Linked DNA regions of Homo sapiens: region 2 is linked to region 1. The links are chromatin contacts, found by Hi-C or POLR2A ChIA-PET in ENCODE. All regions are on one chromosome and are shown on one strand. The core of a region is the stretch at or near the end of the contact, and the rest is flanking DNA. Distances in the headings are between cores, read along the strand shown.

Evidence for each region. A loop is a pair of places that touch in the nucleus more often than their neighbours do. ChIA-PET counts read pairs that join two places held with the same protein, here RNA polymerase II (POLR2A). Pooled maps may share reads with other maps.
Region 2: a loop to region 1 is called in a map of HepG2, with 18 times the contacts of the local background. The contact joins two enhancer-like sites. A Hi-C loop is called at or near these places in 1 of 168 maps with a recorded cell type or tissue (HepG2) and 1 of 50 pooled maps. POLR2A ChIA-PET finds 5 or more read pairs at or near these places in 2 of 52 experiments (H1 and MCF 10A).

The regions. Positions count from the first base shown.
Region 1 is chr9:110,112,189-110,119,628 of GRCh38, forward strand. The region is part of intron 7 of PALM2AKAP2 (PALM2 and AKAP2 fusion); the gene reads left to right. Among named protein-coding and RNA genes, the nearest start is that of C9orf152, 92 kb to the right of the region's middle. Within about 2 kb of position 3,448, at least 16 of the 41 ENCODE cell types and tissues checked have a DNase peak (open chromatin) inside an H3K27ac peak, as active enhancers do.
Region 2 is chr9:110,211,216-110,217,978 of GRCh38, forward strand. No RefSeq gene overlaps it. Among named protein-coding and RNA genes, the nearest start is that of C9orf152, 6.4 kb to the left of the region's middle. Within about 2 kb of position 3,061, at least 6 of the 41 ENCODE cell types and tissues checked have a DNase peak (open chromatin) inside an H3K27ac peak, as active enhancers do.

The DNA.
Region 1 (7,440 bases), core at 2,198-4,697:
CATCCGAGATACAGCTAAGAGCTCAAAGTGAATTCTTAGATTCAGTGAGCCATGACACATCATGTGTTTTGGAAGAGCAAAAAGGATGTCAAGATGTGCTTCTTTATAGTGGGCTTTGGAGAGCTGGACAGGCCAGGGCTTGGCTCTCAACTGTGCCCCTCCTTGTTTTGTGTCTTTGGGCAAATTACTTAAGCTCTGAGCTTCAATGTGTTCATCCACAAAATACGGATTAGCCCTATTTCACAGAGTTGCCATGAGGATTTATTGAGATAATGTATGTAAATGTCTACACATTGTAGGTATTCAATTAATAATTGTTACCATCATCATCCATATCATCTATATTTCCTGTCAAGGAAACTGGCATACCAGCTAAGCCAGCAAGCACATGCAAATAGTTCTAGGACCCATTTAGAGTATATGATAAAGTAGAAAAAGAATCTTGAAGCCGGTCTTCCTTGTTAAGTTTCTAGTCGAGATTGTCCCAGTTTCCACCTTTGTATCTACAAGAGGCAAGATAGTGGTTAAAGGCCCTGAGACAGATTTTCCTCCAGTTCAATCCCAGCTTTAGCACTTATGGCTGGAGCCCTTGGGCAAGTCACTTAAAACTCTCTGAACCTTGGTTTCCTGATATGTAAACTACAGCTATCAAGAGTACTGACCTCCTACGCTTGTTTTGAGGAATAAATGTAATTATGCATAAAAATCGCATGGTCTAATGCCCAGCATATCATAAATGCTCAACAAAGGTTATGAGCACCTCATCATCAACTAAAGTTGCTAATGCCTTTGAGGACTCTCGGGCTCTTTGTTCCTTCTCCAGTTTGACAGGGTACATTACCATTGCCAGCTCTGTGACAGGCTTTGTAACCTGGCTTCTGTGTACAACAGCATACATGTATGCTTCTGCTCCAGCTGGGCAGTCGATAAGCCTGCAGCCTTTGCTGGTTGATATGCCCTTATTCCACAGGTATTCTTTGCTGTTTCTGTTTTATCTACAGGTTTTTATTTTTGTTGTTGTTGTTTGTCTTTTTGTTTTTGTTTTTGTTTTTTTCTTTTTTTTTTTTTTGAGATGGAATCTCACTCTGTCACCAGGCTGGAGTGCAGTGGTGCGATCTCAGCTCACTGCAACCTCCACCTCCCAGGTTCAAGAGATTCTCCTGATTCAGCCTCCCGGGTAGCTGGAACTACAGGCGTGCACCACCATGCCCAGCTAATTTTTGTAATTTTAGTAGAGATGGGGTTTCACCATGTTGACCAGGATGGTCTCGATTTCTTGACCTTGTGGACCTTGTGATCTGCCCAACTTGGCCTCCCAAAGTGAGCCACTGCACCTGGACTTTTTTTTTTTTTAGACAGAGTTTTGCTCTTGTTGCCCAGGCTGGAGTGTAGTGGCACAATCTCGGCTCACTGCAACTTCTGCCTCCCGGATTCAAGCAATTCTCCTGCCTCAGCCTCCCAAGTAGCTGGGAGTATGGGATTACAGGCGCCTGCCACCACAACAGGCTAATTTTTTGTATTTTTAGTAGAGATGGGTTTTCATCATGTTGGCCAGGCTGGTCTCGAACTTCTGACCTCAGGTGATCCACCTGCCTCGGCCTCCCAAAGTGCTGGGATTACAGACGTGAGCCACCATACCCGGCCCTGTCTACAAGTTTTAAAAAGCATGAATATGTTGGGGCAACCCACCTCTGAGAAGGCTCGAAAAATGCTATAATTAGCCTGTGGCCAGAGTAGAGGGCAACAGTGAACTACCTGGCATTGAAGTCCTACCATGTTCCCATTGTGGGGCCAGCTGCCTTCACATTCTGTCCTCTTGGAAATCCTCATAACAGCCTCAGAAGGTAGGTGTATTGATTTCCTAGGGCAGCTATAACAAATTCTCACAAATTACGTGGTTGAAAACAATAGCAATTTGTTCTCTCACAGTTCAGGAGTCCTGAAGTCTGAAATTACAGATGGCAGGGTTGGTTCCTTCTGGAGGCTTTGAGGGAGAATCCGTTCCATGCCTTTCTCCTAGCTTCTCGTGGTTGCTAGCAATGTGTAACATTTCTTGACTTGTAAATGAATCATTCCAAATTCTGCCTCCAGATTCACATGGAGTTTCCTCTGTGTGTATATCTGCATGCCCTCTCTTTCCCTTATAAAGACACCAGTCACTGGATTTGGGGCCCACTCTCACCCAGTATGATCTCATCTTAACAAATTATATCCGCAAAGATCCTATTTCCAAGTGTTACATTCTGAGGTTCCGGGTGGACATGAATTTTGGGGCGGGGCACTATTTGACTCACTTCAGTACTTATTATACCCATTTAACAGATGATGACCCAGAGTCTCAGGGAGGAGAAAATCCCTTGCATAAGCATCACACAATCAGTTTATGATACCCAAGGATTCACAAACCCTGACCTGCTTTTCTCTAGATTTGTGTACTTCCCACCGTATCACTTTACCACATATAAACAAACGTAGAACAAAGAGTCTAAAACCTATGGCAGCAAAACGGTCAACAGCAGGCAGCCCTGGGATCAAAGAGGGTCTCTGGAGGGTAAACAGGATGAAGCAGAGGCTTTGCAAGCAAATGGCGATCCCTTCCTTGTTTCTGGTTCTCAGACTTCATCCTGTTTCCATAATCAGTATTACTTATTGGCTCTCAACCATCCGGCTGTGCTCCTGGGATTCCACAGTCGGGCAGAGAGATTCTTCATAAATGAGAGAAGGTAGTAGTCGGTTTCGTTTGCATTAAGAGAAGGAGCACATTTCTTTGCACAAAGTAAAATACCCTCCCACGACTCCCCACTGCTCCCCGTATCCCTGCTGGCTTATGCTTATCATGCATCCCAGTGGTGAATGGAGAAATTCCATGCTTTCCTTCTCCTGCAGAGGTTCCTTCCTGGCATTCAGAGCCGTAAAAGCAGTGGACGGAAACAGCTGACCAGCCCTCAGCTGCTCCCAGAGTCTGGCTGCCTAAACTTTTCCCAGAGGATGGTCCAGCAGTGCTGGTCCAGGGTGGGCTTGGGAGAGCAGAGCTATAGGCAAGAGAGGTGTGAATCCATGTGGTCCCCCTGGTTCTGGGTAAAGGCCAGGGCTGGGGCAGAATCACAGTCAGAACCAGGGTCAGGTCGTCAGTGTCAAGGGCAAATATCTTTTTCTTTAAACCACAAGTGCACCTCTGGTACCATGCTCAGAATCCCTTGTAGAGAGTGGCATCCGTTTGCTGCATGAGATGGGAGAAAAATTAGCGGCCCTGGCTCGAGTCTTCATTGCCCCTTGGCTGCCTGCCGTGTCCTATTTCTCATCAGGCCAGTGTCCCCAGTGCCTGTCCTGATCCAGAATTACCACTTAACCCTAGTGGAGCAGGACTCTCAGACTGACCATCTGGACTTTCCTCGAGTTCTCTTTTCCTGCCAGAGTGTGTCAGAGTGAATTGGATTAGAGTTCTGTTTGCTGCACAGCCTGGCTTCACATGAGGCTTTGTGCTTTTGAAGAAACTTGAGACAAGACTATTCATGAGTTCCCAGAGTGGGTGGCAATTCACAGTGATGCTGATATCCACGATCGTGGGGGTGGTTCTGTGCAGGGATCTCTAAACCTTTTAGAACCTTCCACCAGTTTCCCTGCAATCAATAGGTAGCTGATTCCATCAGATCAAACCATTTTCCTGTTGGAAAGTGGTAGGTCCTTTTGTTAAGTGTTCTTAGAACTCACCAATGATTTCATCGAAAAAGCATCTCTGATGGTTTTTCTTTCTCCTCTGGCATTGTGAACATTGTCTTGGAGAAGTGAAGGTTTGCCATGTAACACCTGCCTTTGAGCAGGGAAGAACATGGTGGGTAAATCTACGAGAGAGACCTGTTCTGTTCCCTGGACTCAGCTCCCATAGAGTCCACCACTGACCTTAGACCCTCAGGCTCCACCGGATGGATAGGAATTGAGTAACAGAAGGGTAGGAATCCCATACATAATCAGTATGGAATTTGGGATTGCCTAAGTGCAGAGTTACATTCTGTTCCAAGCCCCAGCATTCACTTTAAACATTAATAAGAGATATGGTGCTTTTTGCCTATGGAAGACTAGATTGAACAAACCCAAAATATTATTTTTAAAACTACTCAAAATTTTAAAATACTAAAAGAAAAAATGGGACTCAAATTTAATGAGCCCGTGTGTGCGTGTGTGTGTGCGTGTGTGTGTGTGCGCATGTGTGTGCGTGTGCGTGTGCGCGTGCACGCGCACCTTGTAGGTAGGTGAGGAGATTACTAGATTGACTCTCCTGTACATTTAAGTTAAATGGAACAAAAAAAAATGACTATTGCTTAGAATAATGGATAAGCCGGCCTCCTATTTTTTGTTCTCTACTTGACTGATCAGTCCTTGGGAAATTCTTCAATGGGATTTTCCTATGACATATTCTGTCTGTGACATAGTTCATGAAATTCTACGACATTTGATTCCCAAGGGGGAATCTGGTTACTCACAGCGTGTTTCACAACTTTTCTGGGAACAGGCAGCTCTTGGAAGGAAAATGTCTATGTATAGCAGTGAGCCAATAACTCATCTTCAGTGAAAACGGAAGGTGATATTGTCATACAGCTGTGTAGAGTGAGAGTACTCCTAAACAGATAATAAATTACAGCCAGAAAGCAAAACCTCCTCAAGAGATGGCCAAGTTTTGGTACACATTTGTTCACTGTGGCTCTATGAAAGACCTCACTTTTTAATATGTGGATGGAAAATGGAGATCAGAGGTGCTGTAAAACCTAACAAGTAGATGAGCCCTGGCCGTTTAAAAGTCTAAATGTATTTAAAGCTTGAATTTGTAACTTTTTAATTTATGTATGATACTCTCAATCCTTGCTTTTCCAATTACAATACTAATACATGCTCAGTCATATGCATCTTTGTTTGTTTTTGTTTTGTTTTTGTTTCTTGTTTGTTTGCCTTTTGAGACAGGGTCTCATTCTGTTGCCCAGACTGGAGTGCAGTGATGTGATCACAGCTCACTGCAGCCTCAACCTCCCAGGCTCATGTGTTCCTCCGGCCTCAGCCTCCCAAGTAGCTGGGACTATAGGTTCATGCCACCATGCCCGGTTCATTTTTTAAAATTATTTTTTGTAGAGATGGGGTCCCACTATGTTGCCCAGGCTGGTCTCGAACTCCTGGGCTCAAGTTATCTTCCCACCTCAGCCTCCCCAAGTGCTGGGATTACAGACACGAGCCACTGTACCCTGCCAATAATCCACATCTCTATGAAATAAAAACCATGGACTCCACTTCAGCTTTTCATCACCCCTTTAGCACTGAGTTTCCCCATTCCTATTCTCCAGGGTTAACCACTGTCTTTGTCTAATTTCTGCTGCTGAAAGAGTATACCTGAGTCTGAGTAATTTATAAAGAATAGAGATTTGGTTCTTACATTTCTGGAGGCTGTCTCATCCCATAGAAGAAGGTCAGAGGGCAAAAGAGCATACAGCCTGTGAGAGACAAGAGAGAGCCAGTCTTACTTTGATAATGAATCCATTCCTGGGTTGACCATTCGTGAGGTCAGAGCCCTCATGACCTTATCGCCTCTTCAAGGTCCCATCTCTCAACACTGTTGTATTTGGGATTAAGTTTCCAACACATGAATTTTTGGGAGACACATTGAAACCACAGCAGCCACAGATAAGCTATATATATATAGAGAGAGAGAGAGAGAGAACTATAGAGAGAGGGCAAACTATGTATATAGAATAAAGTGTATATATATAGTGTAAGATACATATATATATATATGTCGTTTTGTGTGTGTGTGTGTGTGTGTGTGTGTGTGTGTGTGTATGTAGTTCTACTTCCAAGAATTTCTACTACAGCCATGGAGGCACATGTAGAAAATGATCTATATTCAAGGATCTCCAATGCCACAATGTTTGCAACAATAAAAGACTAGAAATAACCTAAATTAATAGGGAACTGATCTTTTTATAAAATGGAATATATATTATATATATATATTCCATGTATATATACAGAAATATACACACACACACACAAATTATATCCTTATTTTATTATTTAATTTAATTTTGGTTTTTGAGATGGAGTCTTGCCTATCACCCAGGCTGGAGTGCAGTAGCACAATCTCGGCTCACTGCAACCTCTACCTCCCAGGTTCAAGTGATTCTCCTGCCTCTGCCTCCTAAGTAGCTGGGACTACAGGAGCCCACCACCACGCCCGGCTAATTTTTTGTATTTTTAGTAGAGACAGGATTTCGCAACGTTGGCCAGGCTGGTCTCAAGCTCCTGTCCTTAAGTGATCTGCTCGCCTCGGCCTCCCAAAGTGCTGGGATTACAGGTATCAGCCACTGCTCCCAGCCTTCTTGACTTGTAGAGAGTGAATTTATCTCCTCCAGGTGCCTAATCACCCATCAGGAGTGCCATATTTCCTTTTAGTGCTTTCCCACCTGTCTCTCTGTATTTTTTAAATGCTTACTTCCTTTTTTCAGAAGTTAATATATGCACATATTCTAACATTGGAAAGGTGTAGAAAAGAACACAGTGAATAGAAGCTTACCTACACCTGATGTCCAGTGACTCCCTTCCCCATTCCAGAGAAAATCTCTGTGATCGGTTTCTTATGTGTCCTTCCAGGGATAGCTTATGAATATGCAAATATAGATACACACATACCTACATATATACAAATAAAAATATGTACATATAAGATTATTCATATTCATGTTTGTTAACATCAAAGGTAACGTGCTCTTTATAAAATGTTCCATAGCATTTATTAGTAGATTTTGAAGATTGCTACATATAAATTATCATAGAGCTGGGAGTTCTTCTGTTCTTTTAAAGTTGTATGATATTCCATTTAATGAAAACATCAGGCCAGGCACAGTGGTTCACGCCTGTAATCCCAGCACTTTGGGAGGCCGAAGTGGGCAAATCATGAGGTCAAGAGATCGAGACCATCCTGGCCAACATGGTAAAAATCCGTCTCTACTAAAAATACAAAAATTAGCTGGGTGTGGTGGTGGGCGCCTGTAGGCCCAGCTGCTCGGGAGGCTGAAGCAGGAGATTTGCTTGAACCCGGGAGGCAGAGGTTGCAGTGAGTCAAGATCATGCCACTGCACTCCAGCCTGGTGACAGAGCGAGACTCCATCTCAAAAAAAAAAAAAAAAAAAGAAAAGAAAAAGAAGATAACAGTTCCCTATTAATTTAGGTTATTTCTAGTCTTTTATTATTGCAAAGATTGCGGCATTGGAGATCCTTGTGTATAGATCATTTTCTACGTGTGCTTCTATGGTTGTAGTATAAATTCTTGGAAGTATAACCACTGGGTCAAAAGCATTGTGTATTTTAAAGTGGGGTCCACGTTGCCAAATTGCCATCCAACTTTATGGAGTTGGATGAGGGTACCTCTCTCATTACATGCTGATAACTAATATATAG
Region 2 (6,763 bases), core at 1,811-4,310, 99 kb after region 1:
CCACAGGAGAGCCAAGTATGACGAAGAAGGACTCAGGATGTCAAGAAGTGCTTCAGGGCAGACAGACTAAAAAATTCAAAGCTCTCAGCCTTAAGAGTAAGGGAGATTCCTCTCTGAAAAAAGAGAGGCTAGGCTAGACATATGAAAACAATAGTTATAACCATTGATCTAAAACTGCAGTGGGTCAGATATGTGCTAATCACTCTATGTAAATGATCAATTTTTTCATTATGGTAATATTTGTGTAAATGAAATTGACTATTTTAACAATTTTTCAGTGTACAGTTCAGTGGCATTGCATCCATTCACAGTGCCCTGCAACAATCACCATTATTTCCAGCGTATCCATCATCGCAAACAGAAACTCTGTACCCATTAAATAATGCTCCCCACTTCCCTACATCCCTGGCAACCTCTACTATACTTCCTGTCCCTATGACTTTAGTACCCAACCTAAGTGGAATCATACAATATTTGTAATATATTGGACTGGCTTATTTCACTTAACATGTTGTCAAGGCCCATTCATGTTGTAAACATTCATCAGAACTTCGTTCCTTTTTATGGCTGAATAATATTCCATTGTATGGACAGGCCACAGTTTGTTTACCCATTCATCTGTTGATGGAGATTTGGGTTGTTTCCACCTTTTGGCTATTGGGAATAGTGCTGCTATGAACATTGATATACAAGTGTGTGTTTGCATTCCTGCTGTGAATTCTTTTGGAAAAGCTGGACTATATAATAATTCTATGTTTAGCTTTTTTGAGGAACCTGGACAAAATTAAATTTAATTTCTCATGAGAACACTGTGAGAGAAGAAACATTACTATCCTTTCTCCTTCACCTTTTACACCCAAACCATCTCTAGGCCTGGGAGATACAAGCTCTAAAAGATACCTGAAATCCGGCCAGGTGCGGTGGCTCACACCAGTTATCCCAGCACTTTGGAAGGCCAAGGTGAGTGGATCATCTGAGTCAGGAGTTCAAGACCAGTCTGACCAACATGGTGAAACCCAGTCTCTACTAAAAATACAAAAAATTAGCCAGACGTGGTGGCAGGCACCTGTAATCCCAGCCACTGGGAGGCTGAGGCTGGAGAATCACTTGAACTAGGAGGAAGAAATTGCAAAAAAAAAAAAAAGATACCTGAAATCCATGTATTTCTTTCCACCTCCACTGTCATCCACCTAGCCTATGCTGTCCTCATTTCTTTTTCCAAGACTACTGCAACAGCCTCTTACCTGTCCCCTCCCTCCCACTTCCACACCTGTCCTCTCATCCATTGATCCTTTGACCTCACAGCAGTTAGTGTTCTCCAAAAGACACAAAGCAAATTGGATCTCATGGCTTCTCTCCCAGTTAAATCCTCCAGTGGCCTCCCAATACACTCAAACTCGCATTCAAATCCTTCTTATGGCCCAGGGGGTTGTGCCTGTCTTGGGTCTGTCTCACCTTTCCAGTCTCTGTGTCAACTTTCCCCTTGCTCTCTACTTTCTAGACAAGATTTCCTATAAGTGGGTTCCAGATATGCCTATGACTGAGACCCACAACTCCTGGGCCGGGTGTCTCCAGCCACAAACAGCTTCTGCATTTATTCCAGTGATCTATACAAATAGTGTCATTTTCTAGGTGTGCCATGATGTGAAAGAGGGGAGAAAAGCATTCTCACCGCTTTAGCCTTCTCTGAAGGAATTTCTTGAATTCCACCAATGTCTTTTCCTCCTTGGAGCTTTGGTATGTGCTGTTCTTTGTCTTCTAGAACACTCCTTTACTTACTTTCACCTCAACCGTATCTTCATTATATTTCCATCCTTGGCAGCAACCACATGTCCCCTAGCTAACTTGTAAACACCTTCAGTTCTCAGCTTTAAAAAGTGGTACAGTGTAAGGATTGAGAGCATGAACTATGAAGCTAGACTATGCGGGTTTGCGTCTTATCTTCCCTATTCTTAGCTACTCTCCCCTTGCTCTCTAGAGTCAAGTGTGCCTTTGGGTTAGTTAAGTGACTGGAGTCTTGCTCTGTCACCCAGCCTGGAGTGAAGTGGCGTGATCTCAGCTCACTGCAAGCTCAGCCTTCTGGGTTCAAACGATTCTCCTGCCTCAGCCTCCTCAATAGCTGGGACTACAGTTGCGTGGCACCACACCCGGCTAATTTTTGTATTTTTAGTAGAGATGGGGTTTCACTATGTTGGCCAGGCTGGTCTTGAACTCCTGACCTCAGGTGATCCACCTGCCTCGGCCTAAGTGCTGGGATTACAGGCGTGAGCCACCACACCCGGCCTAAGATGTCCTCTCTTAGCAGTATGCCTTTGGGCCAGTTACTTAACTTCACTGTGCCTGCAGATAGAGCGATTACCAAAGAGAGGGAGCCGGCTTGAGCTGAGCAAACAAGCAAAACGGACTTCATCAAGCATTGCCTTCCAGGTGCTAGGCACGTGACAATATTGCGCATGTGTTGACTCATTTAATCTGTTTAACTCTATAAAGTAGATGCCAAATTATTATTATTATCATCCCCATTTTCCAGATGGGAAACTTGAAACTCAGCAAGGGACTTTCCAACTCCAAATGCTTTTCCTCTCCGGAGCGTCACTGCTCTATGCCAGTTACATACAGAGTAATATATTGGAATGCTATTTGCCTGGGGACAGTAAAGTCCCACCTCCAGCCTTGATCAGGATCCAGGTGTAGTCAACAGATCCCAGTCTGGCTAATTTAAGCAGAAAGAGATTTCACATGGGGAATTGGTGCTGGTAAAATTATTAGCAGAGCAGGAAGAGCAACATTAGGCCTCCAGACCACTCTTCCTCTACCCTTGTAGTTTTTCCAAAGATGGATAAACACTATCTTTCATCTCATATACCCTTTGGCAACTGAGCTTGCCATTCCCTCATCAAGAGGTGGAGCCTGTATCACTTTCTTAAGTGTGAGTTGGTTGAGTGGTATCATTTGGCTAACAGAATGTGGTAGAAATGACTCTGTGTCTGTTCCTGGTGTAGCCCTAACTGCGGCTTCTGGCAGCTTCTGATTCCTGCTGTTTGGAATGCTGACTGTTGGGATGTGCCTCCTCTGAGCCTGGACACCACGTCATGGGCAGCCTGAACAACACAGTGAGGTGTGTCACGGTAGGTGCGTCAGCCACCAAATTCTGGTGAATTCCCAGCCAATAGCTGGCTTCAACTGCCAGAGAGTGAGACCCCAGGACATCCAGCCCAGTTGAGCCATCAAATAACTGTAGCCCGGTGCACATCTGAATGTAACGTCATAAGAGAGCCCAAGGGAAGCTTACCTACTTGAGCCCAGTTTATGCTTAGACCATGAGAAGTAATAATAAATTTTGTTTTAAGTCACTAAGTTTGGGGATGGTTCATTACACAGCAACAGATAACTGGAATATTTCTGATTATGTATGAGTATACTACCACTGCTGCTGAAGCTGCTGAACAGGAAAACCACCTGCCAAATTAGGAAACTTCTAGGACAGCTCTTTGCCCCCAAACCACACCACCTGGGCCATGAACCACACCTACAAAATGGGCGCCTGCATCCTGCCTCTTTGCCCATAGAATCTTAGGAAAGCACAGCTGATTGCTCAACCCAAAGCATGTCCAGAATCCTAACTGCAAGGAAATCTGGGAAATGTAGCTTTTAAAAGCTCCCCAGCCTTTGTAAGATAAAAGATTTAAATGGATATCGAAATAAGCAATCCACAGTACAGCCACCCATCCTAATTCCTAAATCACCAAGCAATAGCAAGACTCAAGAAAATAGAGGGAATGTTTAAAAAAGTTATGCTGCATAATTCAGACTCTTTTCACCCAAGATATCTTTTGCATTTATTATTCTATAGACCTTTGGGACACAGCTCAGCACACTCAATTATTATCATGTTCAAAGAGATCTTAGCTGTATCTGGCTGTATTTCTATATCTCTTCTGAAAGTTCTTTGATCTTTGCTATCCACTTAGCAAATACACAAGGCAAAAGAAACAAATGATAGCACTTGGTGATTGGTTACATTTTAACCAAAAGGATGCAGAAATCTTTGTAGGTTGTCATTGTACATAAAAATGGAATATTTTATAGTCTTAAAACATAGGTAAGTTTTATTTTAAAATTGGTTGTAGGTTGAGCTTTTTATTTATGTGGGGTAAAACTCACACTATAGAAAACTCACCATTTTAACCATTTAACATAAACAGTTCAGCAGCATTTAGTACATTCACAATGTTGTACAATCACCACCTCTATCTACTTCTAAAACATTTTCATCACCCCAAAGAGAAACCTCATATCCATTAAGAAGTCATTCTCAGCGGTGGCTCATGCCTGTAATCCCAGCATTTTGGGAGGCTGAGGCAGGTGGACCACCTGAGGTCAGGAGTTCGAGACCAGCCTGAGTAACATGGAGACACCCCGTCTCTACTGAAAACACAAAAATTAGCAGAGTATGGTGGTGCACGCCTGTAATACCAGCTACTGGGATTACTGAGGCACAAGAATCTCTTGAACCTGGGAGGCGGAGGTTGCAGTGAGCCGAGATGGAGACACTGCACTCCAGACTGGGTGAAAGAGTGAGACTCAAAAAAAAAGAAGTCATTCTCCCTTCCCTCTGTTCCCAGCCACTGGCAATCACTCTGCTTTCTTCCTTTAAACATTTGACTACTCTGGATATTTCAAATAAGTGGAATCATACAGTGTGTGACTTTTTGTTCTGTTTTCTTTCACTCATCATGTTTTCAAGGTTCATTCTATGTTGTAGCATATATCAACACTTCACTCTTTCTTATGATTGAACAATACTCCATTGTGTGGATATATCTTTTATTGTTTATCTATTCATTCACTGATAGACATTTGAGTTGTTTCCACCTTTTGGCTATTGTGAATTGTGCTGATATGAATACTCATGCTAAGTTTTTGTTTAAATACCTATTTTCTATTCTTTGGAGTATATACTCAGGAATGGAATTACTGGGTCATATGATTGTTGTATGTTATTTTTATTGCAAAACTTACTTGGCTGAAATTGTGTTGCATTTTGATGATACTGAAAGATTTTTGCATTGTATGTTTTGGCTTTTCTGTTGATATTCCAAGAGCTCTGCCCTATAGCAGGCTGGCTTTTGTGTGTTAGTTGGTTAGTGTGTTTGGTCTTTTAGAAAGGGGATTACAGTTTATAATTTTTCATCATGTGCTGGCAAAATAACTCCCTGGCTAGAAACAAGATTTGGACAGGAAACAACAGCTTCTGACCTATTTGTAATTCTTTTCCCATCCCTATTATTTCAAATGGATTGAAAGTCAATTAGAAAAAATGCACAGAAGTTCTCCCAGATTTATTTTTCTGTGTCCTATCAGAATCATTACCAATGAAGCTGTTGCTTTTTGTAATAATTGTATAAAATCATTAAGTGAAATTTAGAGGCAGCATAGCAATTATGTATTTGGAGTTCGCAGCCAGAATACCTGAGTTTGAATTCCAGCTGTTCAATTTACTACTTGTGATATATTGGGCAAGTTCCTTACTATCTCTGTGCCTCAGTTTCCTCATCCGTAAAATGGACCTAATAATAGAAACTTTGTAAGGATGCAGTCTTTAGAACAGTGTCTGGCATGAGGTCAGCGTTTGTTGAATATAAATCCACAAATTCCTCCGGATAATTACAATACCCATTACCAAGATAATAAATTAGCTCTTAATCTATAAGGAGGTCCTTATTTATTTTAGTTTGACAATGCCTGTCAATTTTCTACAAAAGAACAGAGATTTCCCCAATAGATATCCTATAAAAGATATTGAAGGAACACTATGGGACAATCAAATTTAATAATTCATCTAAAATACCTAAGAACAGATATTACAAAATTTAAAAACAGTTTTACCAATGACAAAACACAATGTACTATAACAGCCACCTGGGCGTGGTGGCTCATGCCTATAATCCCAGCACTTTGAGAGACCGAGGTAGGTGGATCACTTGAGCCCAGGAGTTTAAGAGCAACCTATGCAACATGGCAAAACCCCTCTCTACAAAAAATACAAAAATTAGTCGGACATGGTGGTGTGCACCTATAGTCTCAGCTGCTTGGGAGGATCGCTTGAGCTCAGGAGGCTGAGGCTGCAGTGAGCCATGACTGTGCCACTGCCCTTCAGCCTGGGAGACAGAGTTAGACCCTGTCCCAGAAACTAAAAAATAAACAAATAAAAAAAAACAGCCCCCATCTTTTGGTTTTGAAGTCAGGATTCTTTTATTCATTCAACAAGTACTTATTCAGCCACTACAATATTCCAGACACAGTACTAAGTATAGAATAGTGAATAAAACAGACACTATCCTCATGGAACTTCCAGTCCAGTGGTGGGGACAGAAGTGAAGAGCAAGTTAACTGATAATTGCATGGCTACAATTTATGGTAAGAAGTAGGTAAAGAGAATACAGTAAATAACTTAAATACTATAATGCATATAAAGTGCTTAGAGGAGTGCCTGGATCTTAGAAAGTGTGCGACAATTGTTACCTATGACTATGATTTCAATAATCATTATCATTTATCCAGTTTATTAACCTTTAGAACATAAAATCCATCTTAAATGTAAGTTTCCTGCCCTCTAGTGGGGACTTTGAGTCATAGCCAGACAAAAAAAGGGTTTTTGACATTTCAGCTGCTTTTTTGTTGTCCTTGTTTGAGACGGACAGAGTTTCGTTCTGTTGCCCTGGCTGGAGCGCAGTGGTGCGACCTTGGCTCACTGCAGCCT